Regions from separate parts of the Homo sapiens genome. Here region 2 is linked to region 1. Evidence: chromatin loops called from intact Hi-C (ENCODE). Cell type or tissue: CD14-positive monocyte. All regions are shown on one strand. Each heading gives the region's core, and the rest is flanking DNA. Links, peaks and the distances in the headings are about the cores only. Region 1 has its middle 41 kb from the start of CYP26A1. Region 2 has its middle 150 kb from the start of CYP26A1.

Evidence for each region. Hi-C counts contacts between places; a loop is a spot of excess contacts. Peaks named below come from ENCODE experiments on the same cell type or tissue, not always from the same donor. Only the 100,000 strongest peaks of a DNase experiment are listed, where the experiment ranks them.
Region 2: a loop joins it to region 1, with 2.3 times the contacts of the local background. A loop is called at or near these places in 4 of 110 quality-filtered maps.

What each region holds. Positions count from the first base shown.
Region 1 is chr10:93,106,528-93,122,893 of GRCh38, forward strand. It overlaps the pseudogene NIP7P1. Among named protein-coding and RNA genes, the nearest start is that of CYP26A1, 41 kb to the left of the region's middle. RefSeq lists enhancers at 165-459, 9,114-9,183, 9,285-9,579. In CD14-positive monocyte, for the core only: a CTCF peak has its summit at 9,276; a DNase peak (open chromatin) is centred at 9,454; H3K27me3 peaks cover 460 bases.
Region 2 is chr10:93,216,472-93,232,837 of GRCh38, forward strand. No RefSeq gene overlaps it. Among named protein-coding and RNA genes, the nearest start is that of CYP26A1, 150 kb to the left of the region's middle. RefSeq lists an enhancer at 4,521-4,815. In CD14-positive monocyte, for the core only: a CTCF peak has its summit at 8,106 (motif pointing right); a DNase peak (open chromatin) is centred at 8,100.

The sequences.
Region 1 (16,366 bases), core at 4,654-12,653:
TTGTGCTCTTATGAGTTTGGAAAACAAAGTGTTATCACAGATATTCTTGTCCTCAGTTCCAATGATTTTGAACCTGTTATTCAGAACAAGAAGCCGCCTGATTCAAATACAAAACAAAACATTCTATTTAGTGCAAACACAAAGATCTGAAACTCCATTTTAAAGTCATTTCTGTACAGTAAGAATCCAGCCTGCATCTGTCAGTGGTAGAGAGAATAGTAAACAGAGGAGTCCCTGAAGAGGTCACAGTGTTGACAAAGTTCAACATGATAGTGGAGTCTGCACAAATACAGGGAACAAAGCTTGGCCCTTCCACACAGCTGTGAGGCCTTGACTTCGTTTTAAGTCAACGTCATTTCATGTCTCACATATTTCCCAGTGTCTGCATGATGAAATACCACAGTCACCAGGAGGTCCACTTTTCTGCAGTCTTGTGTAGATTTTCCTGCCACCCCAAAACCCAAGGAATGTCTGCCATGGAGCACACCACCACTGCCTGGTACTGAGAAGTCTTTTTGGTGATTCAACCCAGACCATATTTCAACAGATGGTTCCCATACGGGAAGGACTGACCTGCTCCAGGAAGAAGCTCTAGGCTTTATCCGCACTTTATACTTGGTATAGGGTACAAGGTAATCCAGAGTTGTGATGTGCAACTGAAACCTGTGGGTCTTAGTGAATTTTCCGAAGCAGGTTCCCAGCAACACCAGCTTGTCCCTGGAGATACTGGCAGCCAACTTCAGAATCTTCTCACTCACATAGCGTAGGTGCCGTCGGGCCTGTCAAGTGGCAGCAGATTCTCCCTGATGTATTTCATGGTCTTCTCAAACATTATATGGGCCTGCTCTTCAGCCAAGTCCACATTTTCCCGCTAGAATGGAACACCGGATCCTCATGCCCCATTGGCAGGGAAACCTGAACTTTTAAAAAAACCTTTCATGTAATGTGGGTCTGTTCTAATTAAGTCTTTCAGCTTTTGTCTGCCTAATAGTCTTTATTTTACTTTTGTTTTTGAAAGACATTTTTTACCAAGTAGAGAATTTTAGATTAATAGTTTTTTTTATTTCAGTATTTTAAAGATACTGCTCCACTGTCTTACTTTTTTCGATTGTTTCTAACAAGACATTTATTGCTGTCCCACCTCTGTTTCTCTGTACATAATGTGGGGTTTTTTTTCCCTCTGAATGCTTTTTAAGATTTTCTCTTTAACACTGGTTGGGAGCATTTTGATTATAATATACTTCCAAATTCCTTGTGCTTGGAGTTTGTTGAGCTCCTTGGATTTGTGGATTTATACTTTTCATCAAATTTTGTAAAATTTTAGCCAATAATTTTTTTTTTTTTTTTGAGACGGAGTCTCGCTCTGTCACCCAGGCTGGACTGCAGTGGCGCAATCTCGGCTCACTGCAAGCTCCACCTCCTGGGTTCATGCCATTCTCCTGCCTCAGCCTCCCAAGTAGCTGAGACTACAGACACCCACCACCACGCCCGGCTAATTTTCTGTATTTTTAGTAGAGACAGGGTTTCACCATGTTAGCCAGAGTGGTCTTGATATCCTGACCTCGTGAACCGCCTGCCTTGGCCTCCCACAAGTGCTGGGATTATAGGCTTGAGCCACCGCACCCGGCCGCCAATAATTCTCTTCAATTATTTTTTCCTTTCTCTCTTTCCTCTCCTTTGGGGACTGCTTGAAGTCATCTCATGGCTCACTGATGCTGTTTGCATTTTTAAAATTCTCTTTTCTTTGTTTCATTTTGGGTAGTTTTTATTGCTATCTATTTGAATTTACTATTTTCTTCTGCATGTCTCATCCGCTATTAATCCCATCCACAGTATTTTTTTTTCCTTTTTGTTTTTCTTGAGACGGAGTCTTGCTCTGTCACCCAGAGTGTAGTGCAATGGTGTGATCTCAGCTCACTGCAACCTCCATCTTCCAGGTTCAAGCTATCCTTCCACCTCAGCCTCCTGAGCAGCTGGGAGTACAGGCACGTGCCACCACGCCTGGCTGATTTTTGTTATTTTTAGTAGAGACAGGGTTTCACCATGTTGGCCAGGCTGGTCTCAAACTCCTGACCTCAAGTGATCCGCCAGCCTCAGCCTCCCAAAGTGCTAGGATTATAGGCATGAGCCACTGCACGCAGCCCACACTATTTGTCACCTCAGACATCGTAGTCTGCATCTGTAGAAGTTCAGTTTGCGTGTCTTCTCCCAGCCCTCTGGTATTATCTTCCTTGTCTCTGCTTAACTTTTCGAACACATAAAATATAGTTATAATAACTGTTACAATGTCTATCTCTGCTAATTCTGACATCTGCATTAGTTCTGGGTTGGTTTAAACTGGTAATTTTTCTCCTCATTTTGGATCACATTTTTTAGCTTCTTTATTTTACCTGGTAATTTTTAATTGGATGCCAGACATTCTGAGTTACATCTTGTTTTTTTGTTTAATAAGATATTTTATATTCCTATAGTTACTATATTCCTCTTACTGTCTGGGTCTTTCCAGACTCTTAGCTGTGTCTCCTCGATTGAGGGGTCTGCTGGATTCTGCTTGAATTACTCCTCCATGTGCTGTGGCCTGGAAACTCTTTCAAGTCCGTAAGCTGGGGCGGTCATAGGCTTCCCGTCATTTGTTCCTTATCACGCAGGGATCACTGTCCTTTGTTGCCTGTTACCAAGTGTCCTGGAAACGACCGTTTCATATATTTTGTCCATTCTTTTTGGTTGTTTCAGGCATGGAGGTAAATCTGGTTTCCATTACTCTTTCTTGGTTGGAAGTAGAAAGAAATCTCTTTTTATTGATGTGAAATTCAAATAGCATAAAAGTAACCATTGAAAAATGAACGATTCAGGGGCATTTAGTATATTCATAATGTGGTGCAAGCACCACCTCTGTCTAGTCCCCATTTTTATCACCCCAGAAGGAAACCTATTACCCCTCCCTCAGTCCTTGGCCTGTGCCTTCTCTATGGATTTAAATATTCTGGATATTTCATGTAAATAGGATCCTATGATATGTGATTTTTTGTGTCTGGCTTCTTTCACTTAACATAATGTTTTCAATTTCAGTGCTCACCCATGCTGTAGTATGTATCAGTAGTTCGTTCCTTTTTATTGCCAAATGATATTTCTTTCATTCTGTGTTGTAAGGGCCAAGGGAAAACTCCTCCTTTGCCCTGTGAAATTTTGCTGAAAAATCAACTGACAAAAGGCAAATTAATAAGAGAAAAGGCACACAGATTTATTAATGTGCACATGGGAGAAAACCACAGAGTAATTACCCCAACCCCTCAATAGGGTTCAGAAGCTTATACAACATCTTGAGGTTGCAGAAAGAATAACGGCTTGGATTATGGCAAAACAGGTTATGGGAGGGGGAGAAGGGGAGGCATGGCTAGCATACGTGGTCTTGTAATGTAAATGAAACTTCACAGGTAGCAGCCCTCAGAAAGAATAGATGGCAAATGTGTCTTCCAGACTTTTATTTTTTTATTTTTATTTTTATTTTTTTCAGTGGAGTTTCGCTCTTGTTGCCCAGGCTGTGGCACGATCCCGGCTCACTGCAACCTCCACATCCCAGGTTCCAGCGATTCTCCTGCCTCAGCCTCCCGAGTAGCTGGGATTACAGGCATACACCACCATGCCCAGCTAGTTTTGTATTTTTAGTAGAGACGGGGTTTCTCCATGTTGGTCAGGCTGGTCTCGAACTCCCAACCTCAGGTGATCCACCCACCTTGGTCTCCCAAAGTGCTGGGATTACAGGCGTGAGCCAACATGCCTGGCTCTTCCAGACTTTTAAAGGTGTCAGACTCTCAGTTAATCTTTCCTAGATTAGACAAAGGAAGGCCTCAGAAAAAGCCTGGCTGCATCTGTGCAGATTTTCTCTACAGATGCCAAGTCTCTTCCACAAAAGGCAGCTTTGCAGGCCTACTTCTGTTTGCAAGCCCTCTGAACAGCTATCTCAAAATACGTCAGATTTTTGGTTTTGGGTGCACTATTTTGATTTCCTTTAATGTATATGCCATGATTTGTGATTCATGTATCTGCTGATGGACATTTGGGTTGTTTCCACCTTTCAGATATTGTGAATGCTGTGGCCATGAGCATGCGTGCCTATGTGTTTGTTTCAGTACCTGTTTTCAATTCTTTTGTGAATACACCTGGGAGTGGGATTGCTGGGTCATATGATAATTCTATTCTTAACTTTTTGAAGAACTGCCAAATTGCTTTCCACAGTGGCTTAACCATTGCACATTTTCATCCTCTTTTTTTAAAAAAAACAATTTTTGGGGGGTATGAATTTACATACCTTAAATCACACACATTTTAAGTATACAGCTCAATGAGTTTTGTCAGATGAACACATTTGTATAATCACCATCACAATCAAGAAAGTAAACTTTTCTATCACCTTAGAAAGTTTCCTCATATCTATGTGGAGTCAATTCCTCTTTTAGTCAACCACTGTTTTCGTTAACTGTAGATGAGCTTTGCTTGTTCCAGAACTTTATATCAATGCAGTGTGTACTCTTTTGGATCTGAAGTCTTTTGTTCTGCCTAATGTTTTTATGAGATTTATCCATGCTGATAGGTGTACTACAGTTTGTCCCTTTTGACTGCTGAGTAAAATTCTATCTTGTTGGTATACCACGATTTGTTCATCTGTTGAATGTATATTTGGGTTGTTTTCAGTTTGGGGCTATTATAAATAAAGCTATAAGCATTTTCAGTCTATGTGTGTCTTCATAATGAAGCTTTATGTCTTATAGATAACATATATTTGAGTTCTACTTTTTATCCACTTGGACTACAGGCACGCACCACCATGTCTGGCTAATTTTTTTTGCATTTTTTGGAGAAGGGGTTTCACCATGTTGCCCAGGCTGGTTTCAAACTCCTGGGCTCAAGTGATCCTCCCATCTTGGCCTCCCAAAGTGCTGGGATTACAGGTGTGAGCCACCATGCCGGGCCTCAATCTCTGCCTTTCAATTTGCGGCTTTTACATTGAAAGTAATTTTTGATATGGCTGTGTTTAAATCTATTAAATTGGTACAAAAGTAATTGCAGCAAAAACTGCAGTTACTTTTGCACCAACCCAATATTATTTTGCTACTTGTTTTCCATTTGTTTATTCAGTTTTTTTCTTCTTTGTTGCTCCTTGTCTTCCTTCTTTGGGTTAACCAATTTTTTTTTTTTTTTGAGATAGAGTCTCACTCTGTCACCCAGGCAGGAGTGCAGTGGTGCAGTCTCGACTCACTGCAACCTCTGCCTTCCGGGTTCAAGTAATTCTCCTGCCTCAGCCTCCCAAGTAGCTGGGACTACAGGCATATGCCACTACACTCAGAAAATTTTTGTTTTTTTAGTAGAGACGAGGTTTTACCACATTGGCCAGGCTGGTCTCGAACACCTGACCTCAAGTGATCCACCTGCCTCGGCTTCCCAAAGTGCTGGGATTACAGGCGTGAGCCACTGCGCCCAACCACCAAATATTTTTTGATATTCCATTTTATTTCCTCTATTTGCTTCTTTCTTTTTCTTTTTTTTTTTTTTTTGAGATGGAGTCTCGCTTTGTGTGCAGTGCCATGATTTCAGCTTATTGCAACCTCCACCTCCCAGGATTAAGCTTTTCTCATGCCTCAGCCTCCCCAGTAGCAGTAGCTGGGACTACAGGCACGTGCCACCACACCCTGCTAAATTTTTTTTTTTGTATTTTTTGTAGAGATGGGGTTTCACCATGTTGGCCAGGCTAGTCTTGAACTCCTGACCACAAATGGACCGCCCTCCTCAGCCTCCCGAAGTGCTGGGATTACAGGCTTAAGGCACTGCACCAAGCCTATTTTCTCTATTTGTTTCTCTCTTTTTTGGAGATGGAGTCTCACTCTTGTTGCCCAGGCTGGAGTGCAATGGTGTGATCTTGGCTCACTGTAACCTCCACCTCCCAGTTTCAAGCAATTCTCCTGTCTCAGCCTCCTGAGTAGCTGGGATTACAGGAGCCCGCTACCACGCCCAGCTAATTTTTGTATTTTTAGTAGAGACAGGGTTTCACCATATTGGCCAGGCTGGTCTCAAACTCCTGACCTCAGGTGATCCACCCGCCTCAGCTTCCCAAAGTGCTGGGATTACAGGCGTCAGTCACTGCACCTGGCCTCCTGTATTTGTTTCTTAGCTATACATTAAAAAATATTTTAAGTGGTTTCTAGGGCTAATAGTATACATCCCAATCTTATCCAAAACTGTTTAGAATGGATTTTACTACCTCATGTTTCATAATCACACTTCATCCCTGACACTTCAAACTTCTGCCTTCCTAATTTACAAATGAAATCACCTTACAACAGCATAATTCTATTTGCACCCCCCTTATCAGAGGGCTTTTATTATATAGAAAAAAAAACTTGATTAAGACATGTTCCCTTTCCTCGATGAGCCTGGAGTAGAGGGGAAGACAGATGTATAAAAGAAAGAATTGTACTGTGGAAAGGTAAAGGTAAACCCCAAAAAAGGGGCAGAAGTAGACTCAAGTGGGGAATTATCAAATCTCATCAAAGAGGTGCAGAATCCAGGAGGGCTTCACAGAGGAGGTCCTGGAGATGGAGTTGTAAAAATAAGTATGGCTTACTGGAGCAAAAGGAGAAATGGTGCCATAGGCAGAAGGAACTAGAAAGCATCAATAGTTCAGTGTGTCTGCAGCAGGCAATAGGCAGTGTGAGAAGAGTAAATAGACGAGGCTGAAGTTCAGGGCATTATTGCTGGATCCTGGAAAGCCATGAGTGTCATGTCAAGTTCTAACTTCAGTGCATGGGTAATAGGGAGTCGCTTAATAGGGAGCTTTCATACATTCAGATTTGTTTTAGGCAGTGATGGCTGGATTGAAGGGGCCAAGACAGGAGGGCAGAGAAAGGAATTTGTAGGAGAATTTGGTGTCCCTGTGAGAAACAAGGGCTGCTCTAATGCGCCTGGACAGAAGGGCTACAGATGCAGGCATGATTAAAGAGCAGAACCATAGGAACTTAGAATCAACTGATGTAAGAAATGAGCATGAAGGAGGTGCCTGGGATGACTAGAGGTGGAAGTAATCTTCACTAGGATGGAGATGGCAGATGATGGTCACTGTCAGGAGAGGGAGGAAGATGAAGACTTCAAGATGGAATGTACTGAGTGTGGGGGTATCTGTGGAATCTGTTGAAAATGCTCAAAAGAGAGCTGCAAATACAATCTGGTGTTCAGGGCAGAGGAGAATGGAATTGGAGTCATCAATGGATGGTGTGGAGAGGTGCATGGCAATTATGATTATGGATGACACTGACCATAATGAAACTTGTAGATTTGGAATAACAGGCAAGAGGAAGGCTTGGAAAGGGACTGAGGGGAAACCATCCAAGAAGATGGTGGCTTGCCAAGATGCCATGCTCCAAGGGAGCATTCCTTGTTTTATCCACTTCTAGAATCGTCCATCAGTCTTTCTGCTTCACCTAAGAGGACATTTCATGTTAATTGAGTATGTGGGTTTTTTTTTTTTTTACCCATTATTAATGTACCAGTATCTGCTTCTCAAAGCCCAAAGGTGGGGTCACATGACCAACCCAATGGATCACCAATGGATCACACTCCCTGCCACCATGCAAGGGAAAGAAGGATGAGGCACACATTTCTCACTTTCTATCCCCACTGAATCTTGTCTTCGTGCAGAGCCTCAATGAAGGTGAAAGAAACCACCATTTATTGAGGACCTACTATGTGCTAGGCACTGTACAGATCATTTATTGACATTATTTGCCCTTCCAACCTCAACAGAGAAGTGTGAGAACGCAATTAGCTAGTAGGGGAAAAAAAACAACTCAAAAGGTCAGAATTATGCAATGTATTTATGGACTGAAATTTTTGCTATATTAACCTATTTTTCCTTTCTAGTATTTCCCTCCTCCTCTTTCTCCCATTGAAACAGAGAGTTGCCCTGTGCTCCTGAGCTCAAGGTAGATGTGAGACAGAATTTCCTGGTGTTTTGTTTCCAAAAGTATAAAAACATTAATAATACCATTTGAAAATGGAAGGTGAGGAGGGAAGGATTTTATTCACACTTAAAAAAAGGATTTTATTCACACTCAGGATGAGGAGGAGCGGCTAGGGATGAGTGAGGAGAGCAGAGAGCTCTCTTTTGTCATCAGAGCTGCAAGGGAAGTGCTTTCCAGTGCGTGTCCAGGGAGGGAACAACGACAGCCGGGCAGAGGGTCTGTGTTCAAAGGTGGCACAGAAAGGGAATGAGAGAAGCATTGCACAGATGCTTTGCAGACAAGAGCAAGCATCATCTTGGGGCTGATCTGTGTGAAGCCCTGGCTGAAAATGGAAGGACGCTTTTCCATTACCAAATGTACCCTCTACCTCTTCTCACCTCCCAACCTTGATGCAGGCCCTGGGAAGAGAAGGGGATCTGCGGTGCACTAGTGATCTGGGTCTCCAAAAACCAAAACTCAACATTGCTGATTGGTAGCGCAGCTCCCACCGTGGCAGATTTCAGGATACCAACGTGAGCTCTCTGCAGAACTGGGAAGGGAGCATGCAATCTGCTCCTGTGAACCATACGAGCCAGCTCTGCCACACCACTGAAATCCTCCTGAAACCCCCGCGGAAAAGACTAGAATTATTATTTCTTATCAGCAAAATAGAAATGAAGTTGAAATTAAAAAAAAAAACATACACAAATCTATGTTTCTTGTCCACCTAATTTAGGGACAGGGGTGGTATGTTTCTTAATTATAAACATAAGGAAAGTGGCTGACCTGACACTTGAACCCATGGCTGTCTGAATCTAAAGCCTTGCCAGCTTTCTGACTGACTCTTCTCTGGGCTGAATTCCTGGGGAGTGCTTGGTTCATGCTACTGTCTGGGTCTGTTCCCATTCCTCACTCTTGCCCTTCCAGGGTCTTAGGAGAAGAATATCTTTGGCTGTGAGAGGGTGGTGGCCAGGGGCATGCCTCTTTTTCAACCATCCTTCTTGCTCTAGTCCACATTTCCTAGGAAATCACTGGGTAAAGGGTTTATGTTTTACTTTTGGATTCTGGACATGACCTAATTGTGGACATTAGGTAAGTGAGAGCTGGATAGGGAGGTGAAGGGGAAGGAATCTGTTGATCATCATCTTGGCTCTGTGGCTCAGCTGTCAATGCCCTTAGAAGTCAGGAAGTGGCGCTCACCTCTCCCGCTCACTGTGGTGGGTAATTTAGTCACCAGAGAAAGGGCTAATATGTGGCATTCATGCCACCACTTCTCTTTTCTGGGCTTATGGCTGACATCACCAAGTTATCACAACATGAAGAGGCCCCATAAGCCTCAATGCTGCACTCCAGGAAGCTACAACCAAACCCAAAGAAGGTGGCTGGGCCAGGTGGTCAGCCCAAGCATGCTTCTCAGCTCCAAACTCACCCTTCCATACCCGCTTTGTGATATTGGGGCTGTGACTCTGCCCACCAGGGGGAGCTAGAGGAAAGCAACCAGGCAGGAGGAGGAGGAGGAGGGGGAGGAGGGGGAGGAGGAGGGGGAGGGGGAGGGGGAGGAAGAGGAGGGGGAGGAGGAGGAGGGGGAGGAGGAGGAAGAGGAGGAGCGGCATCCCTCCTTCCTATCTGCTTGTGGTTTCTGTGCACATCACCCAGGCAATGCTTGTCCTTCCAGACAACAGCAGTTTCTTCTTGTGGTAAAAGCTGAGCCAGTTTGTAGTTTTTCAAAAATTTGTGACACCACCCTCCTTGTGCCCCTCAAAGACAGTGGCACCAGCCTGCCAGCCTCTTCCTCAGAGGTCTGAATTTTGCCTTTTCCAACCTTCCATGTTTCAATACTTCCCTTTGGGCTCTGGCTGTGTGGGTGGAGCTGCTTTCCATAGTTGCCATCTCCATGATACCCTAGAGTTCCATTTATGCCGTTTTGGATACCTAGCTAACAATTCCTCATGTTCAAGGCTGACTATTAAAATCGCTGGTGTGATTTCTGTCCCCTGACTGGACCCTGACTACCATTGTGCAAACGAGGGAAAACCCATTTGCCATCCCTGGACCAGGCCATTATGGTGGTGTTCGTGACAGAAGCTTCTGCTACATAAAAGCCAAGACTCTTGTAGGGCCTGAAGACAGCACAAATCTAGCTCTACAAGCACAGTGAGGCAAGAGATGCACAAAGGTCCCTGAACAATGTAACCCTCTTGGTTCCACTCCTCTAGGAAAATTCTGTTTCGTATCACTCAGGATGGGGTGTCCAGGTAGCAGCCTGCCCCCAGAGTGCACCAATTATATCCCAAGCTTTAGGGCTGGGATGGAGGGAACCTGAGAAATCGGCCTCCTTACCATCGAAGATGAACCAAGGCCCAAAAAGAGGAAGGGCTTGACTCAGGTAACACAGCAAGTGAGTGTCAGGGTGGGATCAGACCCCAGGTCTCCCGAACCTCTGGGTCTTCCTGGGTCATGGACTGTTTCTCAACTCTTCCAACTTATGAAACATGCTAGGGATGGCTGTTGTTGTGCCAAATGGTTTCTCTACTACATCCAATAAAATAAAGACATTTCTTTTCCAGAAATGCTTAAAAATAGTTAAAACAATTCTTCTGTTGTTGTTTGTTTTGTTTTGTTTTCTGAGATGGGGGGGTCTGTCTGTGTTGCCCAGGCTGATCTCAAACTCCTGGGCTCAAGCCATCCTCCCGCCTTGGCCTCCTAAGGTGTTGAGATTACAGGCATGTGCCATCGTATCCTGCAACACAGTTGTTCTTTATGTTTCAAAATACCTAATCACTAAGTGTAAAGGACTTCCAATTCTAAATTTAAAATATGAAATAAATATACCAATGTCATATAAAAGAGCACTCATATACCTAGGTGTAACTACCGGTAAGATTGTGAATCAGTTTCTTAACCTCTGTTTCCTGCAAAATGGCAGTTATAATATTTCCCTTTCCAGGTAAATATTGGGGTAAAGTGTTTTCTTAATAGATGGTAGCAGTTGTTGATGAATGACTAATGTTTGTCTCAAATATAATATATATACTTCTTTTTCTCATTGGTCTTTTTGGCTCTGAAACAAAATCTTTTTTTTTCCCCAGTAGCACTAATCCTTGCATAAAGCCCAAGCTCATTAAATGTTAGAGATTATTAAGTGGTCAGTATCAGCATGTCACGTTTTCCTTTAATTCCCACCCAAACAGTGGGTTGAGGCTATTTCTTTGTGGGAATTGAGGACTCTTCTCCCATCACCTCTTTCTAACCCTGGAAGAAGTCTCTTCTGTAACTGAGCAAGGCCTGATGACCCATTGATGGGGTCACCGAGTATGGGGCCTTCTGGGCTTGGCCTCCAGGAGAAAGGACCCCCTAAGGCCGTCACCCAGCCCCACTGATTCACACCCAGTGATTTACCGAGCACTGGGGCCGCTGACACCTTTTATGCCTCTTCTTCTAGACCAAAGAGACAAAGCTAGGGAAGACGTGGCGGGGAACCCATCCCTGGGTCACCTCTGCAGAACTCTCCCATCATTGATGGTGTCCCTTTGCCCTGGAAAACAAAACCTAGGCCCCTTGACTTTGGGTTACCAGCACTTTGGCACCACCTTTGAAGCAATCATCTGAATTTACGACACAGGCATGAAAGCCTGTTTAAGGCTCTGCCGTCTTCCCCGGCCGCTGAACTTCATGTGGTCCAGAGTAAATCACCGTAATAGCCATTGGGCCAGCATTGTTGCGGGATGTTTTATACCCGCGCTGTCAGTTATTTGGGGTGGTTAAACTGAATTGCTGAGTCTCAAGTTACAGTTGTTGCTTTCTCTTGCCTTGTGCATAATTATGGAGAGACATAACAGCCAAAGGTAGGTTCAACAACTAGATTCATAAAGGAGAGAGGGGGAGAAAAGCAACCTGCTTTCTAACCCATGAAGGGATTTCTTTTCTCCCTTACTCCTGGGACAATGAAGCCACTTTCTCCTGGGAGGAGGGGTGGTACCGATTGCCAAGTGGTCACTAGACTCACTGCCCTGATGAATGTACTGCGTGTCCTGGAGCCCTCAGGTAGCCACGAACTGAGCCTTCCTGGCTCTGGGTCCTTGGTGGGCAGAGGTGGGCCAGTTGATGCTGCAGTCAGGAAAAAAAGGGCTTTACCCGGCTGGGCGCGGTGGCTCATACCTGTAATCCCAACACTTTGGGAGGCCAAGGTGGGTGGATCACCTGAGGTCAGGAGTTCGAGACCAGCCTGGCCAATATGGTGAAACCCCATCTCTACTAAAAATGCAAAAAAAAATTAGCCAGGTGTGGTGGCGGGCACCTGTAATCCCAGCTACTCGGGAGGCTGAGGCAGGAGAATCACTTGAACCCAGGAAGCGGAGGTTGCAGTGAGCCGAGATCACACCATTGCACTCCAGCCTGGGGGACAAGAGCGAGACTTCATCTCAAAAGAATAAAAAAAAAAAGATAAAAAGGCTTTACCCTCTTCTCCACCCACATCTGTACCTGGCATGTGTTTCCATCATGGGTGCCTTGTATGGTGTGTGGATAGCTGTTTGCACTTCTGCATCCATGGAAGGCCTATAAAGGCACATACTTCACTGAGCCCTTCCTTGAGGCAGTCCTGGAGCCCAGGTGCTGGAATAGTAAGTCCCCAGGACACGTTATTTATGGGTGTGTAAGCTTTTCCTCCTGCCCCATCTGTAACTCTTGGGTCAGGAAGATGCAGTTGATGGCTCACTTTTTTTTTTTGGCTGTGGGTGGGGAGGTCTCTGCTTGTTCACCTCCTGCTGGGGTGGAGAAGGGCGGGTCAGAAGAGGAGGCAGATGTGCAAATGCAGCCTCTTCCCAGCCTGGGTGGCCCCATCCCCTCTGCATGCTCCCCGAAGCCCTGACCTGGTACCTCTTCCTTCTTAAGGATTTCTGCCCTTCATGTATTTCTGGCTTAGTAACTACTTTGTTATTACAATTACAATGCAATAAGCACTAATGCATTCTCCTGGTTAAAAGGAGACAAAGGAAGTTGAGTGAAGTCTCCTTCCCTCCTCAGACCCCATGTTTCTGTTCCTCGCCTTCCAGAAGAAGCCATCATTATTGATTTCTGGTTTTGGATGTCCATCTGTGCATTTAATTTTTTTGTTTTGAGATGGGGGTCTTGCTCTGTCACCCAGGCTGGAGTGCAGTGGCACAATCTTGGGCCACTGCAACCTCTGCCTCCCAGGTTCAAACAATTCTTCTGCCTCAGCCTCCTGTGTAGCTGGGACTACAGGCGTGCGCCACCACACCTAGCTAATTTTTGTATTTTTAGTAGAGATGAGGTTTCACCATGTTGGCCAGGCTGGTCTCAAATTCTTGACCTCAAATGATCTACCCACCTTGGTCTCCCAAAATGCTGGGATTACAGGCATGAGGCACTGTGCCAGGCCTGCATTTACTTTTATTTCTATGAAAATATTGGGGATGATGCTGGGCATGGTGGCTCACGCCTATAATCCCAGCACTTTGGGAGGCTGAGGTGGGCAGATCACGAGGTCAGGAGTTCAAGACCAGCCTGGCCAACATAGTGAAACCTCATCTCTACTAAAAATACAAAAATTAGCCGGGTGTGGTGGCATGCACCTATAGTCTGAGCTACTCGGGAGGCTGAAGCAGGAGAATCGCTCAAACCTGGGAGGTGGAGGTTGCAGTGAGCCGAGACCACGCCATTGCACTCCAGACTGGGTGACAGAGTGAGACTCCATCTTGAAAAGAAAAAAAAAAAAAAAAAGAAAATATTGGGGATGAAAGGGGAGGAAGCAGAATTGTAATTTGCCTCTTGTACCTGGCTGTAGAAGGACAAGGGCAAGGCTGGAGAAATCAGTCAGCTCTGTGTCTGAGAGCAGAAAGCTGCTGGCATGAGGGCCTTGAGAGGGTGGGCAGGTCTTTCTGAAGAGAGAGGAGGGGGCAATGTAACCCTGGTAACAGTGCATGATTCTCCCAGAAGCCCTGAGGGGTCTGTGGTTCCAGAGTCGAAAGATTGGATCTACTCTCAAGTCTACTAGGAGACACGTGCAGAGAGTTCAAATTCATGGTGACCTCCAGGTGCAATAATGATGGGGTACAGAGGGAGCGGAGGGAGAGACGAGAGTAACTTAGTTGTGATGGTTGGTGAGGAAAGGCTTCCTGAAAGGTCATGTCTGAGCTGGGGTTTGGAGGATCCATAGGGGTGGACTGGGTTGATGGGAGGGCTGTGAGGGAACCCATGTGTGCAAAGGTTTGGCAGTGGGGAATTGTAGGCAGATTGGCGTCATAGAGCCTGAAGCATGTGTGTGTGTGTGTGTGTGTGTGTGTGTGTGTGCGCACAGTGTATGTGTGTAGGGGTGAGGTTGGAGATGAAGCTTGAGAGGCAGGCAAGGTTGGACTATGAAAGGAGCTGCTCTGACTGATGGTCGGGGACACAGTGTGCTTCCTTCACTCATTACTCATTCCACAATGATGTGTGGAGCAGCAGCGCATGTCAGGCATAGCACTAGATGCCTGGGAGACGACGGAAAGCAAGGCAGCAGTGTCCTGCTGGACTGACATTCAAAGGGTATATGTTATGGGGGATGCAGGGGACAGGCAGAAACTGCAGAAACTCCACAAACACAGACAAATCGTCAGTGTTCCAAGGAAGAGCATAGTGGGGGAGCCCAGGGAAGCCTGCTTTGAGGAGGCGATTGTTCAGCAGAGGATGAGAAGGATCTAGGTCCTGAAGAGCAGGGAAGACACATCCAGGTGGAGGGAGCAATGGGTGGGTCAGGTGTTTGAATGAAAAGGGAGGTGGGGAGCCACTGTGTTCCCAGGTGAGCATAGAGGTGCCCAAGCCAATGATGAGCAATCCTGGTGGGATCAGAGGGGACCAGTTTAGGATTGTATTCAAGGAAGCAGAATGCCAGGCTGCCAGGCAAGAGGCATTTGGGGGCAGGTGAGGCTGCAGATAGGAAGACAGGCTTGGTGGCATCACAGGATCCAAGTGCCAGAGCTCAGGACCTGGGACAGGGTCAGGGCTCCACTGCTCACTATCTAGTCCATCATCAAGTCAGCCTCACATCTCCTCCTAATAGCTCACGGACCTGTCTGTTCTTCTCCATCCCCAGTTCCCGCTGACATCCTGGATCAGGCCACCATCCTGCCTAGATCCAACGCCTCCTGACTGGTCTCCATGGCTCCATTCTTAACCCCATGTGATGTAGTCTGCAGATTGCAGCCAGAACGGTTTTGAAATGGAAAAACAATCATATCACTCCCCTATTCAACATCCTTTGGGTGTTCCCCATTGGAACAGGGAGACCTGGGAGATTGTGTTAAGGCCTCAGACTCCTTAATAATCTGGCCTTGCTGGGCTCAACATCATCACCCCTCAGAACTCCCCACGCCGTCCACCTTCCCTCACTCCTTTTCCAGTCAGAATGAGCTCTTTTGAATTCCCTGAGCTGGTCTAGAGCTGCCTCCAGGCCCCTCTGTGTACTCTTCCCTCTTTCTGGAATTCTCTTCTTCACCCCCTCAGCTGTCTCATTTCTGCTCACCTGCCAGGTTTCTCTGTTCAGGAAGACCTCTCTGGCCACATGGGGGGCAGATGTCCCCATGGCAGGCCACGCCTACCAACACCCTAGCTCTTAGCGTACTGCCTTGAAACTGCCTGACTTCTTGTCTGTTTCGTGTACTGGACTCTAAGAAGAAGGGGCAAACTGTGTCCTTTGCACTTAGCACAGTCTCTGGCATCCAGCTGGTCCAATAGGTCTTTATTGTTGAATGACCACAGTCTGAGAGGTGAGAAGGAAGAGCAGGAGCAAGAGCAGGGCCGGGGACGGAGGGGTTGAAGGTGATATCATGAGGAAGGATGATGGCCAGGGGACAGCAGTAATGACCATGGTGAATATTCATTTGTCCTTCCTCTGTGCGAGGACCAATGTAAGTGTTTTACATGTATTAGTCCATGAATCCTTCTGAAAACAATATGAGGTAGACAAGGTTAGTATGCCTGTTTTCCAGATGAGGAAACTGAGGCACAGCAAGCTTAACGAATTTACCCAGAGTCATATAACTAGTAAGAGAGAGGCTGAGAGTCAAGCCTGGGTAGTTTGGTGCCTACACTGTACGTACATCATGAAAATACACTCATCCCTCATGAAAATATATTTAATTTGGGCACTTCAAACTTAAAGTGACAGTGATCCATTCTCTCAATAGCTTGCACTGGCCACACAGGGGTGTGAACAGTTCAACTGGTTCCAACTGGACAGGTTAAAATATTCCTCTAGAATTGGAATCCCAGAGGTGTTACTTTGGCCAATATGTGAGTTCTAAGCTGGCCCCAAACTCCAACCCAGTGACATGCTCCAGTGAATGGCTGTGAAGCTATTGCCTCATGCTGGGGGT
Region 2 (16,366 bases), core at 4,175-12,174, 110 kb after region 1:
AATATCCTAACCATGCAATAAACATGTGAGCTAAACTGTCAGTAGTGTGTAGACAACAACTAAGAATCAGAGTCCTGGCCTCCAGTTAGAGCCATGCCACTCCTGTGTGATTTGGACAAGGCATTCAAACCCTCAGGGCTTTCTGATCACAAACATGTCCCTGAGTCTGCAAGCCCTCAGACACAAAACCAGATGCCTTAACTTGGCATTCATCATCTCTATATTCTGGCCTCAATTGTCCTTTTCCATCCTTAAATTCCTTTTTCCACCTGCCCTGGACTCCCTTGGTGCTCCTACAGCCCTGCACTTCCCCTGCACATACACGGGCTCTCGCTGCCCTCCCTTCATGAATGCAGGACACCCAAGATGCCTGCAGCAGTGCCTCCTCCACAGTACCTGCTCTGTGCATGGCAGTGTTTGACATTTCTGCCCAGACTGCCCACTGCTGGTTTTCAATGCCTACCTCATCCACTCAGCATTACCACGAAGTACTCTAGCCAAAAATATTAAAGTGGATTCTAACAATCAGATTAATCTAGACTGTGGGACATTGTACAAGAAAATTGGTCCAGATCCTTCAAAGACATCAATAGCAGGGCAGAGCATAAACAAAAATGTGGGGAAGACTGTTCTAGATTTATGGGGAAACTCTAGACTGTTCTAGACTAGATTGACAATGAAATGCAACATGTGATCCTTGAGTGGTTCCCAGATTTTAAAAAATAGGTATAAAGAATATTACTGGGACAATTAGAAAAATTTGGTTGTGGACTGTGTGGTCCATGGTCTACTAGGACTGCCATAACAAAATACCTGAGACAGGGTAGCTTAAACAGCAGAAATGTATTTTCTCACAGTTCTTGAGGCTAGAAGTCCAAGATCAAAGTGTCAGCAGTTTGGTTTCATCTGAGGCCTCTCTCCTCTCACCTTTTCACTGAGTCTTCACATGATCTTCCCTCAATGCCTGCACACATCTGTGTCCTAATTTCCTCTTTTTTTTTTTTTTTCTTTTTTTTTGAGACAGAGTTTCACTCTGTTGCCCAGGCCGGAGTGCAGTGGCATGAACTTGGCTTACTGCAACCTCCGCCTCCCAGGTTCAAGTGATTCTCCTGCCTCAGCCTCCTAAGTAGCTGGGATTACAGGTGTGTGTCACCACTCCCAAGTAATTTTTGTGTTTTTAGTAGAGACGAGGTTTTACCATGTTGGCCAGGCTAGTCTTGAACTCCTAACCTCAAGTGATCAACCTGCCTTGGCCTCCCAAAGTGCTGGGATTACAGGCGTGAGCCACTGCACCCAGTCTAATTTCCTCTTCTTATAAGGACACTAGTCATTTTGGATTAGGGCCACCCATGTGACCTCATTTAACCTTAATTACATTCTTTAAAAAGCCCTATCTTCAAGTATAGTCACAATCTGAGGTACTAGGGGTTGGGACTTCAACATATAATTGTTAGGGTAGACATAGTTGAGCCCATAACAGTCTGAATATCGATGCAACTAGTATGTTAATCTGAAATTAATTGGACAAGACACTGTGGTTCTAGAGAAAGTCCTTGTTCTTAGCATATGTATGCTGAAATATTTAGGGGTAAAGAGTCATGATGTCTGCAACTTTCTCTCAAATGGTGCAGAAAAAAATTAAGAGAGAACAAATGTGACAAAATAGTAAATGGTAAATCTAGATAATGGGTATAAGATATTCCTTGTAATATTCTTGCAACTTTTCTATGGATTTGAAATTTTCAAAATAAAAAAGTTGGAAGGAAGGAATTTTTTCTCATCCTCAAGGCCCCTGACCGTCAAAAATATGATTCCATGTCCCCCTATTATGTGCTCAAGAGTGACTGTTCTTTTCTGCCTTAGCACTCATCTCTGTTTATTTTGTATTGGGATTTTGTTTGACCACCATCTGTCTGTCTAAGCTACACAAAGACAGATATTGGCCTGCTTGGCTCATGTCTGCACCCCAGCAGCTGGTACAAGGCCTGGCACTCAATGATATTGAATTGAATCAATGAATGAATGAATATTGTCATGGTTTGAATATTTGTCTCCTCCAAAACTCATGTTGAAATTTAATCTCCTGCAAACCTACAGCCATCTGACCTTTGACAAAGTTGACAAAAACAATCAATGGGGAAAGAGCTCCCTATTCAATAAATGATGCTGGGATAACTGGCTAACTATATGCAGAAGAATGAAACTGAACCCTACTTCTCACCATACACAAAAAGTAACTCAAGATGAATTAAATATTTAAATGTAAGACCTCAAACTATTTAGAATCCTAAAAGAAAATCTAGGAAACATCATTCTGGATATTGGCATTGGGAAAGAATTTATGACTAAGTCCACAAAGGCAACTGCAACAAAAACAAAAGTTGGCAAGTGGGACCTAATTAAACTAAAGAACTTCTGCACAGCAAAGACACTATCAACAGAGTCAACAGACAACCTACAGAATGCATGAAAATATTTGCAAACTATACATTTGGCAAAGATCTAAGATCCAGAATCTATAAGGAGCTTAAACAATTCAACAAACAAAGCACAAATAACCCCATTAAAAAGTAGGCAAGGCTGAGCACAGTGGCTCATGCCTGTAATCCCAACACTTTGGAGAGCTGACGTGGAAGACTCCTTGAGGCCAGGAGTTGAAGACTGCTTGAGTCCAGGAGTTTAAGACCAGCCTTGGCAACATAGCAAGACTCTGCCTCTTCAAAAATATAAGAATTAGCTAGATGTGGTGGCACACAACTGTAATCCCAGCTACTCAGGAGGCTGAGGCGGGAGGATCCCTTGAGGTCGAGAGTTTGAGGCTACAGTGAGCCATACTTGCACCACTGAACTCCAGTGACAGAGCAAGATCCCATCTATAGGAAAAAGAAAAAGTGGACAAAAGGTGTGAACAGACACTTCTCAAAAGAGGACATACAAGTAGCCAAACAATCATGAAAAAATGCTCAACATCAGTAATTATCAGAAAAATGCAATCAAAACCATCTGAGTGGTTACCATCTGAGAGATACCACCGCATAGTAGTCAGAATGGCTATCACTGAAAAGTAAACACACACACACACACACACAAACATGCTGGTGAGGCTGCAGAGAAAAGAGAATGTTTATACACTGTTGGTGGGAATGTAAATCAGTTAAGCCACCATGGAAAACAGTTTGGAGATTTCTCAAAGAACTTAGAACTACCATTTGAACCAGCATTCTCATTACTGGTATCTATCCAAAATAAAATAAATTATTCTATCAAAAAGACACATACATTTGTAAGTTCATTGCAGCACTATTCACTATAGCAAAGACATGGAATCAACTTATGTGTCCATCAACAGTGGATTGGATGAAGAAAATGTGGTACATATATACCATGGAATGCTACGCAGCTACAATAAAGAAGAAAATCATGTCCTTTGCAGCAACATGGATACAGCTGGAAGCTATTATCCTAAGTGAAATAATGCAGGAACAGAAAATCAAATGCTGTGTGTTCTCACTTATAAGTGGGCACCAAATGCTGGGCACTCAGAGACACAAAGATGAGAAAAATAGACACTGGGAACTACTAAATGGGGGAGGGACAGAGAGTGCAGAGATTGAAAAACTACCTATTGTGCACTGTGCTCACTAGCTGGGTGACGGGATCAATCATACCCCAAACCTCTGCATCATGAGCTATACCCATATAACAAACCTGCACAGGTACCCCTGACTCTAAAATAGAAGTTGAACTTAAAAGACACACACACACTTACTCTAAAATAGAAGTTGAACTTAAAAGACACACAGACACACACACAAATACACACACACACACACACACACACACACGAGAGAGAGAGAGAAAGAGAGAGAAAGAGAGAGAGAGAGAAATTTAATCTCCAGTGTGGCAATATTGAGAGGTGAGGCCTTTAAGAGGTGATTGGGTCACGAGGGCTCCTGTCATAATCCATTCGTGGGTTAATGACTTAATGGGTTATCATGGGAGCGGGACTGGTAGCTTCATTAGAAGCGGAAGTCCTGAGCCGGGACTAGCCTGCCCAGCCGCCTCGCCACGTGATTCCTGTGCAGTCTCAGGACCCTGCAGGGTCCCCACCAGCAGGAAGGTCCTCGCACAAGCAGCCCCTCCACCCCTGATTTCTAAGCCTGCATAACTATTAGGAATAAATTTCTTTTCTTTACAAATTACCTAGTTTCAGGTATTCTGTTATAAGCAACAGAAAAGGGACTAAGACAAACATAGATGGGGCCAATCAAGGACAGACCAGAAACATCCGGGGTTGGGGGGAGGAGTCTAGATCCCAGACGGTTTCCTGGAAGTTCATGAATGTCAGAGTGTGCCGCTCTCCGACCTTTGCTTCTTTGCCTCCTTTATTTCTTCTCCTCCTCCAGTCCTTTCCTCTCTCTCTCTAGCCCCTCTGCTCCCTCCTTTCTTTCCCCCGGCCCGTTGCTATTGAATTCCTGGCCGTCAATGAGGTCCTGGGCTCGGGGGGCCAGGCTGGGGCTCCCCGGAATTCCAGATCCTCGCAAGGAAGTGAGGGCGGCGGCGCGGGGTGGGCCCGGCTCCATCAGGGGCGCAGAGGCCGCGGGACGCGGAGAGCAGGCAGGCGCCGCCAGGGGACGCCTTACAGCCTGTCCTAAGCTTTTATTTTCTGGGATGAGGTCTCTTCTTCCAAGGGCTTCTATTTCCTCTCCCGCAAAACAGAAAGCTTCTCCTCCCGAGGTACTTGAGCATCCCCTCCAAGCGCAGCCCGTATTCCTCTCGCCTGCCCAGGCGGCCAGTCAAGGACACCCGATGTGCTGGGTGGCCAGGCGGCTCCCTCGGAGCCCAGGGATCGCGATGGGCTCCACCTGGGGAGGCGAACAACCCGGGGTTCAGAGCTGCCCCAACCCTCGACAGCCACAGCCTCAGGCAAGCAGCGGCCGCTCTCCCTGGCCTCAGTTTACCCATTCGTGAAATGAGGCAATGGGATTCCATCGGGTACTCAGGTTGGGAGTGGTGGTGATGGAGAGACGTGCCACCCTCTGAAAGGAAGCTAAATTTGGGTGTGTGGGGGGGATAGTTTTGATTAGAGATCACCCATAGCTATCAAGGATTTTTAAAGGGGGCTCTAACCAGAGCCCGTCCCTCCTCCCAGTCCCTAGCACTGCCACAAGTCTGGGAAGTCTCTGTTGTTCCAGCTTTGAAGGTAGGTCCTTTCCCACCTAGAAGACAGAGCTGCTACCTACCCTCTGGCCGGCTGCACAAAGGCACCCAGCCCAGGGCGAGATCATCCTCACCAGCCAAACCATGACGAGCCCTGGCATAGACCTATATTTCCCTGGAGAAAAGGATGTCCTTTCAAAAAGTGCACAAAGGCTCTGCTTGGCCTGGCAGTTTCCTTAGGAGGAGTCACCATTAAATCGCTGCTTATGGCTTGATGGCCTGGTCCTTCCAAGGTAAGATGACTAGACTTGTCTTGAGCCAGATTGAAGGTGGTTACACTATCACCTCAGCTGGAAGAACTGCAGAAATACTCTAGAACTCCCAATTATAGCTCAAATCTATTTACTCTTCTCCAACCGCCCTCATACTGGCTTGGACTACAGCAGCAGCCTCTTAGATATCTCCCTGCTTCCCCTCTCGTCCTCCCACAGCAGCCAGGGCGTGTTTTTAACACACAAATCAGCCCATATCACACATTCCCACTTAAAGCCCTTCTGTGCTCCTTTGAACCCTCTCTTCCCATGGCACTTTGGATAAACCCTGTAATGCCTTTTATCATCATGCAAATCTCAACTCAAAAGTTACCTCCTCAGAGAGGCTTTCCCTGACCAGCCCATCTAATAAGCTCCCCCCAACCTGCTTGTCATCAGTTTTATCTCCAAGATTTGTAGTCATTTATGTATGTGCTTCCTGGTTTCCTGTCCATCCCCCTGCTAAGCTAAATACCACATGAGTATAGAACTTTTTGGGCTTTGGTTCAAGGCTTAACTCCTGTGACCAGCAGGGATGTGGGAAGTACTGGATCAACTTTCATGACTGGATGTAACAACCAGTAGATAATTTTCTTGTGCCCTTTCCCTGCCCTATCAGTTTTGGAGCTGAACAAACTGAAGCCCAGGATAAAGTGTGAGATGTGTGGAATAAACTGTTTGAGGTCAACCTGTCGGTGGTGGAGCCAGCACTGGAGCCTGCCCACTGACTCTCAGTCCCAGGCTGCCCTGCCAGTGAAATGACCAGCTCACAAGTATGTCTGATGCTTTTGAAGTGCCCTGAGCTATGGGTGACTTTCAGATGTTCCCATTCCCCCAAGAGGACACAATCTGATGCCACATCTCAAGCCTCTGACTTTCCTCTGAACTCGAATCTTTTAGAGAAAAGAGCTAGGAGAACATAACCACTGGGCATCAAGATCTAACTTTTTGCCAATGCCACACTGAACTCAGGCCCAATCTACTTTCTCTAGCAGAAGATCCTAAAAAAAAATAAACACTTTTCAAAGAAACTTTCAATCAAAATAATATTTGAACACAGTTTTAAAAGTCAAATATTGCTAACAAGCTTACAATTACAACAAACAAAAAAGGCCAGGGGTGGTGGCTCATGCTTGGGAGCCCAGCATTTTTGGAGGCTGAGGTGGGAGGATTGCTTGACCACAGAAGCTGGAGACCAGCATGGGCAATATAATGAGACTCCATCTCCACACACATTCAATCAATCAATCAATCAATCAAAGCAACACACAGTTAATCTTGTTTAATGCTGAGCCAAGTAGTGTACTATCATGACATTTATTTTCTTGTATAACTTTTTAGTTTCCTGAGGCTAATTATTGCTCTTTTTCTTTTCTTTGCTAAGATTTCTTTGAACCTTAAGCTAAATCTTCCCATGTCCTCTGATACACCAAAAGTGTTTCTCAGCATAGTTTTTCCCATTAGTAAATCTGTTTGCAAGTCCTCAATGCCATATTTTCGCAGAGATGGTGCTTCTGGAACCTTGCTTCCTCTCACTCTTCTCTCAGACCTGTGGCTCTCTGGGCCTCCTGGTCATGGTTAAGGAAACCGGGAAAGCTCAGAAGCTAGTGCCAGCCACAGCTCCACCATACCTTGAGCCTCTGGCTCCACACCTGTGCTCAGTCACCTTCCCTTATGTGTCTCCTGAAGAATGATGCCAACGTTTCACTGTCTGTGAAAAAGCAAGTATAGGGTAGAGGGAGGAGCTGTGATATTATCATACTTTGCCTGGGCCCCACCAATGCTTCAATTTGACACTGCAATTGAATGGAATAGCTTACAGAGAATATTGTGAGATTTTGGCCAGGTTGTTGTTGAAGTGCATTTTAGGGTGCCCTGAATTTACTTAGGCCTTCAAGTTTTATGGTAACTCAAAAAGAATAAATTAATTAGGAGAAAACAGAATCCTCCAAGCATCACCCAAATCTTGTTATTCCATTCAGAGGCACCCTTATGAGTGGTCAGGGTCATGATCTGAAGTGAGTTCTGAAGAGCTGCTGCCCCTCAATGTCACCTGTACTGGTATTTGGAAAAGGCCACCCAGATTTCCATCATTATTGCTCCAACATCAATTGCCTTTAGATCTGTTGTTGGAACTTACGTTTCTCTTGGAGGGATCACACTTTAAATGACATCTAGGTTTTTACTTTAGGGGGAATGTGTATTAACCACTTTCTAGAGAACAGATGGGGTAGAGGGCTCTTCCAGTAGATGGAGCTCTCCCATGAAACTGCAGCCCACCATGGTGTACAGAGTGGATGCTGGGCCCTCCACTAGTGGGCTCGTCAATGGGAGGGCAGTACCAAGGTGGTCGGAGAATTGGCACACCTGTATAAACAGCAGGCCCTCGGCACCTGTTTATCCTCATCCCTCACCTGGATTTCAACTCCCAAGTCAGATGTGGGGCTTTCTGTCTTCCTTTGTGCCATGACAGCATAAAACAGACATCAGAAAGGATGAACTCAGCTCTCCTTTTTCCTTGTCCATGGCATGACCCATGAAAGTGAAGATCCTAGTTTCAGCTAACTTGCACCCAGAAGAATCAGGAGAAAGGCTTATCTTGTTGACACAAAGACACCAGCACCACCCGATGGCACCTTGATCACACAGACTCTGTCCTGACACCCACAGTAGCTGCTGAGGTCTCTCTGGCTAGGAATAGAGGCTTGGCCAATTTCTGGAATTGTGGAGCATTAGAGCTTGCTGAGGGTCTCCCAGCTGTCTGACTAGACCAGACAGGAGGGCAAATCCTCCAATTCAAACTCACCCCCTCTATAAAGAGGAGAATTCAGGGAAGGGTTAGCCAAGACTGATACAGTTTGGGCTTTGCAGGACACTGCATGGTCCCCATTCTATGCAGATGCCAGTTTTTCTGTCTGGTTTTCTTTCTCTCTCCTCTGGCTTTCTTTCTCTCTCTCTCTCTCTTTTTTTTTTTTTTTTAAGAGAGTCTCACTCTGTCACCAAGGCTGGAGTGCAGTGGCACAATCTTGCCTCACTGTAACCTCTGCCTCCTGGGTTCAAGCAATTCTCCTGCCTCAGCCTCCGGAGTAGTTGGTACTACAGGTGTGTGCCACCACACCCGGCTAATTTTTTGTATTTTTAGTGGAGGTGGGGTTTCACCGTGTTAGCCAGGATGGTCTCGATCTCCTGACCTCGTGATCTGCCCGCCTCGGCCTCCCAAAGTGCTGGGATTACAGGCATCAGCCATCACGCCAAGCCTCTCTCTCTCTTTTAATTCCTACCTCATCTCCCTTTGTTTCTGTCTGTGGTGTTCTCCATACACAACTTTCTTTTCATAAATCAAGGAAGCATTAAAACAATGAGACAGGCCAGGCACAGTGGCTCACCCCTGTAATCCCAGCACTTTGGGAGGCTGAGGCAGGTGAATCACGAGGTCAGGAGTTCAAGACCAGCCTGGCCAAGATGGTGAAACCCTGTCTCTACTAAAAATACAAAAATTAGCCGGGCGTGGTGGTGGGCTCCTGTAATCCCAGCTACTCAGGAGGCTGAGGCAGGAGAATCACTTGAACCTGGGCAGCAGAGGTTGCAGTGAGCTGAGATCATGCCACTGCACTCCAGCCTGGGCGATAGAGTGAGACTCCATCTCAAAAAAAAAAAAAAAAAAAAAAAAAAAAAAAAAAAAAAAAAATGAGACAAACCTAGATCCTTAACATTCTGAACTTTGCTTGACATTAGCTCTGCACATATGTGTGTGCTCATTTTCTGATAGTTTTGATGCAGGATTTTTCTTGGCCCCTTCGACGGACTCACGACAGGCGTGCCCTGTTTACTCAGCCCACCAAAGTCAACCCTTTGCAGGAGGGAGTACATGAGTGAGCAAGTGTGGGATCCATTCGGTTGCTCTGGGCACCAGCTGCTCCAGGCACCAGCAGAAGCAAGCTTCATGCAGGGCCTGTGACCAGACCAGGCATGAGTGAAAAAGTGCAGGATCCAGCTGGCCATTCCAGATGCTGGCAGGAGCAAGCTTCATGTAGGGCCCATGGCGATACCCAGGTGGGGGTGCCTGCTACCCTGGTGCCCCAGAGGGAGTGTTACAGTGCTCTCTTAGCTCTGCTGTCCGTGGTCAGCTGCGTGTTAGCAGCTCAGTTGGCTCCTTGCCTTGTCACATGGGGCGACTGCCCTCTGCCAGTGAGGGCAAAGGGCTAGTGTGACAGACTCTCTGGATACCTACACTCGGTGGGTCCCGATCTCTTGTCTGGTGTCCAGGAAAAATGAGGTCATGGGGATGAATTGAAGGATGGTGAAGGTAGAGAATTTTATTGAGCAGAGAGGGGAGCTGGAAAGGGGACAGGAAGGACAGGTAGCCTTACCTGAAGTCAGGCTGCCTCTCTCAAGTCAAGCCATCTCTCCTCGCTCCCTATTGAGTCTGGGGTCTTTATAGGCACAGGATGGTGGGGGGGTGGGGTGGGTTATAGGTAGTTTTGGAAAAGACAACATTTGATTGGTTAAAAGGCACTATTCAGAAAGAACCAATAGGGAGAGAACGGGCAAACAGAAATAGAAGTTCTCACTTTCGGTGGTGGGTTTCAGGCTTTTTGGCTTGAAGGTGGGACAGGACCTGCCTCTGTCTGCCTAGAATTTCTCTGCCTCCTGCCTCTATCCTGCCTCTTAGTTTCATGTCATGTGGAAGAGGAAGGGTCCTGGTCTGGATGTGGGTTCTGCTCCCCATCAGTGACTAAAAGCATGAGTTTGCCCTGAATTCGCAACATAGATCATTGCCTTCTAGGTTCTATCAGTGACTATGACCTTGAGCTTGTCCTCAATATTTATTAAAAGCTTAGTGGAATATAACCGTAGGTCAATTTGATAATATAACCACACAGAGGAAAACAAAGAACTAATCCAAGAAACTTTTGGACAAAGTACTCTAACTGCACAAACTTGGTGGGATGTAGTCCAAAGATTACAAAACTGAAAAAATCTTTACCTTAGGCAGTTTGTGGTCAGTGGTGATTGTGGGGAAGTAATTATTAAACTATTTTGAGTATATTGTAGTCAATGAATAAATATATATTCATTTATATATATATATTCATATTTGGGAAAAAAAGATTTTACTCTAGGGGAAGGGAGACATGAATATGGAATGAAGAAAAGAGAAAAAAACTTTGGTGTTGGATTGGAATCAAAAGTATCAGTACAAATGCATACTTTTAAAATATATATTCATAATATATGTTCTATATATTATAAATCTAATAAATGTATACATATTATATTATATATACACAGATATATATTTCCTAGCTCTGTTTACTCCAAAGGCCTAGAAACAATGACAGTCCAGTAGTAGTGAGCTCTAAATGGAGCCAGGGCTCCTTGAAGAAATGGATAACTTAAGGGCTGGGTAGGGGAAAATACAAGGTGAATCTGGAATATCTCCTTATGCTAGAAAGTAAAGGAAGTGTTCAAAAACTGATGAGATGTCAAAAAGACATAGGAGCCATCTTGAAGGAGCTCACATTGGTTAAATTTGGGTCAATTGGAACATTAAGAAGAACAGTGAAAATTATAAATAATAACACATCAAAAACAAATCAATGAGTCCATTGAGACACTAAAAATAATAATAAGTGTAGAGTGAGATGGAAAATATCTTTTTTTATAGAATAATGCCACCAAATAAATGTAAAAAGAACAATGACATTTTAAAAGTCATCATTTCCAACCACCCATTTCAATAACAGAGGCAAGTAAAGGTTCATCAAGGGATGCTCAACCACTGAGAAGCACCAAGGGAAAAGGATATTCACAGCCTCAATATATCACTTCATTGATGTCCACTTATTAGAAGGGAAAAAAATACTTGTATGCCAAATGATCAAACCTAACATCACTTAAAATGAGACAAAGTGGCCACATGTGCCTCCTGATGTCATGCACTGAGAAAGATACATCTAAGATACACATTGGAGAAAGATCTCTCTAATATTCCTGCCCAACTGTTTAACTTGAACCTACTTAGGAAAAAACAATCAGACAAACCCAAAGTTGAAGAACATCCTACAAAATAACCTGAGTGAATGCTTAAAAATATCACTATAGTGAAAGAGAGAAAAAAGTTGTTATGACAACTAGAGGCAAAGTGTGTTTCTAGATTGGGTCATTAATGTCTTTTTAAAAAGCTACAAAGGGCATTTTGGGGACAATATAGGACATTCGAATATGAACCCCAGATTAGATAATAGTATTATATTGAGATTAAATTTCCTGAGTGTGCTAGTTATATTGTGTTTAGATAGGAAAATATTCCTGTTCTTGGGAAATACTTAGCTACGAAGTGTTGTGATGCAGACATCACATGTAAGTGAGACATGCAACTTACTCTCAAATGATTGGGGAGAGGAGTAGAAAACATTTATATGAAGAGAATGGAGTAAGAGAGGAAACAACCCCATACGAATATGATAAAATGTTAACCGAATTTTCTAGATAAAGAATATATAGATACGGGCCGGGCGCCATATCTCACACCTGTAATCCCAGCACTTTGGGAGGCTGAGGTAGGTGGATCACCTGAAGTCAGGAGTTCGAGACCAGCCTGGCCAACATGGTGAAACCCTGTCTCTACTAAAAATACAGAAAATTAGCTGGGTATGGTGGTACACACCTGTAGTCCCAGCTACTCGGGGGGCTGAGGCAGGAGAATTGCTTGAACCCAGGAGGCAGAGGTTGCAGTGAGGCAAGATTGTGCCACTGCATTCCAGCCTGGGTGACAGAGTGAGACCCTGTCTCAAAAAATATATATATCTATAGATATAGATATAGATAAAGATATAGATATAGATAGAGATACGGGTTGCACTATATTTTTTTCAACTTTTCTGTAGGCTTGAGAATTTTTTAAATAAAAAGTTTTGGAAAAAGTAAGCTTATAGCCAAAAAAAAAATACATGGAGATTGTATTAGTCAGGGTTCCCTAGGGGGACAGAATTAATAGGATATATATACACATGAAGGGGAGTTTATTGAGTATTAACGTACACAAACATAAGGTCCCACAACAGGCTCTCTGCGAGCTTGAGGAGCAAGGAGAGCCAATCTGAGTCTCAACTGAAGAACTTGGAGTCTGATGTTTAAAGGCAGGAAACATCCAGCATGGGAGAAAGATGTAGGCTGGGCGGCTAGGCCAGTCTCACCTTTTCATGTTTTTCTGCCTGCTTTATATTCACTGGCAGCTGATTAGGTTGTGCCCACCAGATTAAGGGTGGGTCTGTTTTCCCCAGCCCACTGACTCAAATGTCAATCTCCTTTGGCAACACCCTCACAGACACACCCAGGATTAATACTTTGCATCCAATCCAATCAAGTTGACACTCAGTATTAACCATCACAAGCCCACCCCTTGTCAACTTGAACCCATACACATCTCCTGAGATCATACATAATCTTTAAGTAAAGACAATAATAAGGTCATAATTATGCCTAACATAAAACAACTATCCTTCATACAACTGGAAACGCACCAATCCCCAACCCAAAAACTATTACATAAAGTTAACAATACTTAAATGCTAATGTGAAGTCAATAAATCTTATGTCACATGATAAAGGAGAAAGAAAATAAAATGAAGATATTTTCTTAGCACAAGTATATATATGCAAAACATATTTTTAACAAAAGAAGGGGGACATACTCATGACAATTACAATCCTCGCTTCTGAAGCTGATGATGTGGTCGTAGCTGGTATTAATTACTACCTTCTTCTACTACCCATTCTGTATTCCCTTTGCCTTCAGCAAGCACCTCAGCAGGTCATTGATTTTTTTCCTGGTCGGGTGACCCAAACCATTCCTGAAGGGTCTGGGCCATTTTTAGTCCAGTCTGGATTAGGCTGTTGTAGTTTCCCATTGACCTTAATCACAGGGCATGGTACTACTAAGAGATGCCCTAATGTATCTCCTGTATTCCATGCATACTCTTCCTTACCTCCGTTGTAGAGTAGTAGACTGATTTCATCTTGATAGTCCAGGTCAATCACTCCAGCCAACACTGTAACTCCAGTTTTCTAACTTCTTAGCCTGTTGACTTAAAGGTAGGAGGAGCCCAAAGTGTCCAGGTGGCAATCTTAACTTCCAGTTTAGTGGAATTGGTGTTGTGTCTCCTGGTAGCAACATTCCTGCCTTTGGAACTAAGACCTCTAGGCCAGCAGAATATAATGTCATGGGAATAGGAAGCAAAAATTTTGCTAGTGGATCCCTAGGGGTGACAGTGAGTGGTGCCACTTCCACTTCCACCCCTTGATTCCTGTACCATGAATCCTGGCTATGGGGAAAACAGTACCATATATTGGATGCCGATTCAGAGTATACACAACCTTCTGGAGAACTTTGCCCCAGCCCTGCAAAGCATTGTCCCCTAGTTGGCATTGTAATTGTGACTTTGAAAGGCCATTCCACCGTTCTATCAATCCAGCTGCTTCAGGATGATGAGGAACATGGTAAGACCAGTGAATTCCACGAGTATGAGCCCACTGCTGCACTTCTTTAGCCGCAAGTGCCTTGGTCAGAGGCAATGCTGTGTGGAATACCATGAAGGTGAATAAGGCATTCCGTGAGTCCATGGATGATAGTCTTGGCAGAAGCATTGCATGCAGGATAGGCAAACCCATATCCAGAGTAAGTGTCTATTCCAGTGAGGACAAACCTCTGCCCTTTCCATGATGGAAGAGGTCCAATACGATCAACCTGCCACAAGGTAGCTGGCTGATCACCCTGAGGAATGGTGCCATATCGAGGGCTCATTGTTGGTCTCTGCTGCTGGCAAATTGGGCACTCAGCAGTGGCCATAGCCAGGTCAGCATTCGTGAGTGTAAGTCCGTGTTGCTGATCCCATGAGTAACCTCCGTCCTTGCCACGACAGCCACTTTGTTCATGGGCATTGGGCAATGACAGGAGTGGCTAGGGAAAGAGGCTGAGTGGTGTCCACAGAAAATCCTCTTCTGCTGAGGTCACCCGTTGGTGAGCACTGATGTGGGATACAAATATCTTCACAGTTTTTGATCACTCAGAGAGGTCTATCCACATACGTACTTCTTCCCCAAATTTCTTTGTGACCAATTTTCCAATCATGCTTCTTCCAAGTCCCTGACCATCCAGCCAAACCATTGGCTACAGCCCATGAATCAGTATATAATCGCACATCTAGCCATTTCTCCTTTCATGCAAAGTGTGCAGCCAGGTGCACTGCTAGAAGTTCTGCCCACTGGGAAGATTTCCCTTCACTGGTCTCCTTCAGGGATGTCCTAGAAAGGGGCTATAGTGCTGCAGCTGTCTACGTTCGAGTGGTGCCTGTATATTGTGCAGAACCACCTGTGACCCAGGCCCTAGTCTTCTCTTCCTCTGTCAAATGATCACAGGGAACTCCCCATGAGGCCATTGGTGCAGGCTGGGGAGGAGAAGGCAGGGCGGCAGGTGTGGAGACCATGGGCATTTGAGCCACTTCCTCATGTAACTTACTTGTGCCTTCAGGACCTGCTCAAGCCTCATCACGTATATACCACTTCCATTTGATGGTGGAAGGCTGTGCATGACCCACTTGATGGCTAAATGGGTCAGAAAGCACCCAGTTCATGACAGGCAGTTCAGGTTACATGGTGACTTGATGACCCATAGTCAAACGTTGTTTCCATCAAAGTCCAGTAACAAGCCAAGATCTGTCTCTCAAAAGGAGAGTAGTTATCTACAGAAGATGGCAAGGCCCTGCTCCAAAATCCTAGAGGCCTGCACTGTGATTCACCTATGGGGGCCTGCCAAAGGCACCAAACAGCATCCCTATCTGCCACTGACACCTCAAGCACCATTGGATCTGCTGGGTCATATAGCCCAAGTGGCAGAGCAGCTTGCACAGCAGCCTGGACTTGTTACAGAGCCTTCTCCTGTTCTGGACCCCACTCAAACTGGCAGCCTTTTGGGTCACTCAATAAATGGGTCAGAGTAACACACCCAGATGAGGAATGTGTTGCCTCCAAAATCCAAATAGGCCCACTAGGTGTTCTGCCTCTTTCTTGGTTGTAGGAGGGGCCAAACACAGCAACTTATCCTTCACTTTAGAAGGGATATTTTGACAGACCCCACACCACTGGACCCCTAGAAATTTCACTGAGGTAGAAGTTCCCTGAATTTTAGTCATATTTATTTCCCATCCTCTGGCATGGAAATGTCTCACCAATAAGTCCAGTGTGTTTGCTACTTCTTGATCACTGGATCCAATCAGCATAATGTCATCAATGTAATGGACCAGTGTGATATCTTGTAGAAGTGAAAAGCGATCAAGGTCTCTCCAAATAAGATTATGACACAAAGCCAGAGTTGATATACCCCTGAGGTAGGAAAGTAAAGGTATATTGCTGGCCTTGCCAGCTGAAGGCAAATTGCTTCTGGTGGGCCTTATGGACGGGAATGGAGAAAAAGGCATTTGCCAAGTCAATGGCTGCATACCAGGTACCAGGAGATGTGTTAATTTGCTCAAGAAATGAAACCACATCTGGTACAGGAGCTGCAATTGGAGTCACCACTTGATTAAGCTTGTGATAATCCACTGTCATTCTCTAAGATCCATCTGGTTCACAGCTCGGTCAGTTTGAGGCAGGCCAAATGGGAGAGTTGAATGGGGATGTGGTAGGAATCACCACCCCTGCATCTTTCACGTCCCTGATGGTGGCACTAATCTCCACAATCCCCCCAGGGATGTGATATTGTTTTTGATTTACTATTTCTTTAGGTAGAGACAGCTCTAATGGCTTCCACTTGGCCTCTCCCACCATAATAGCCATCACCCTACCAGTTAGGGAAGCCAGTGTAGGGATTCTGCCAGCTGCTAAGTGTGTCTATG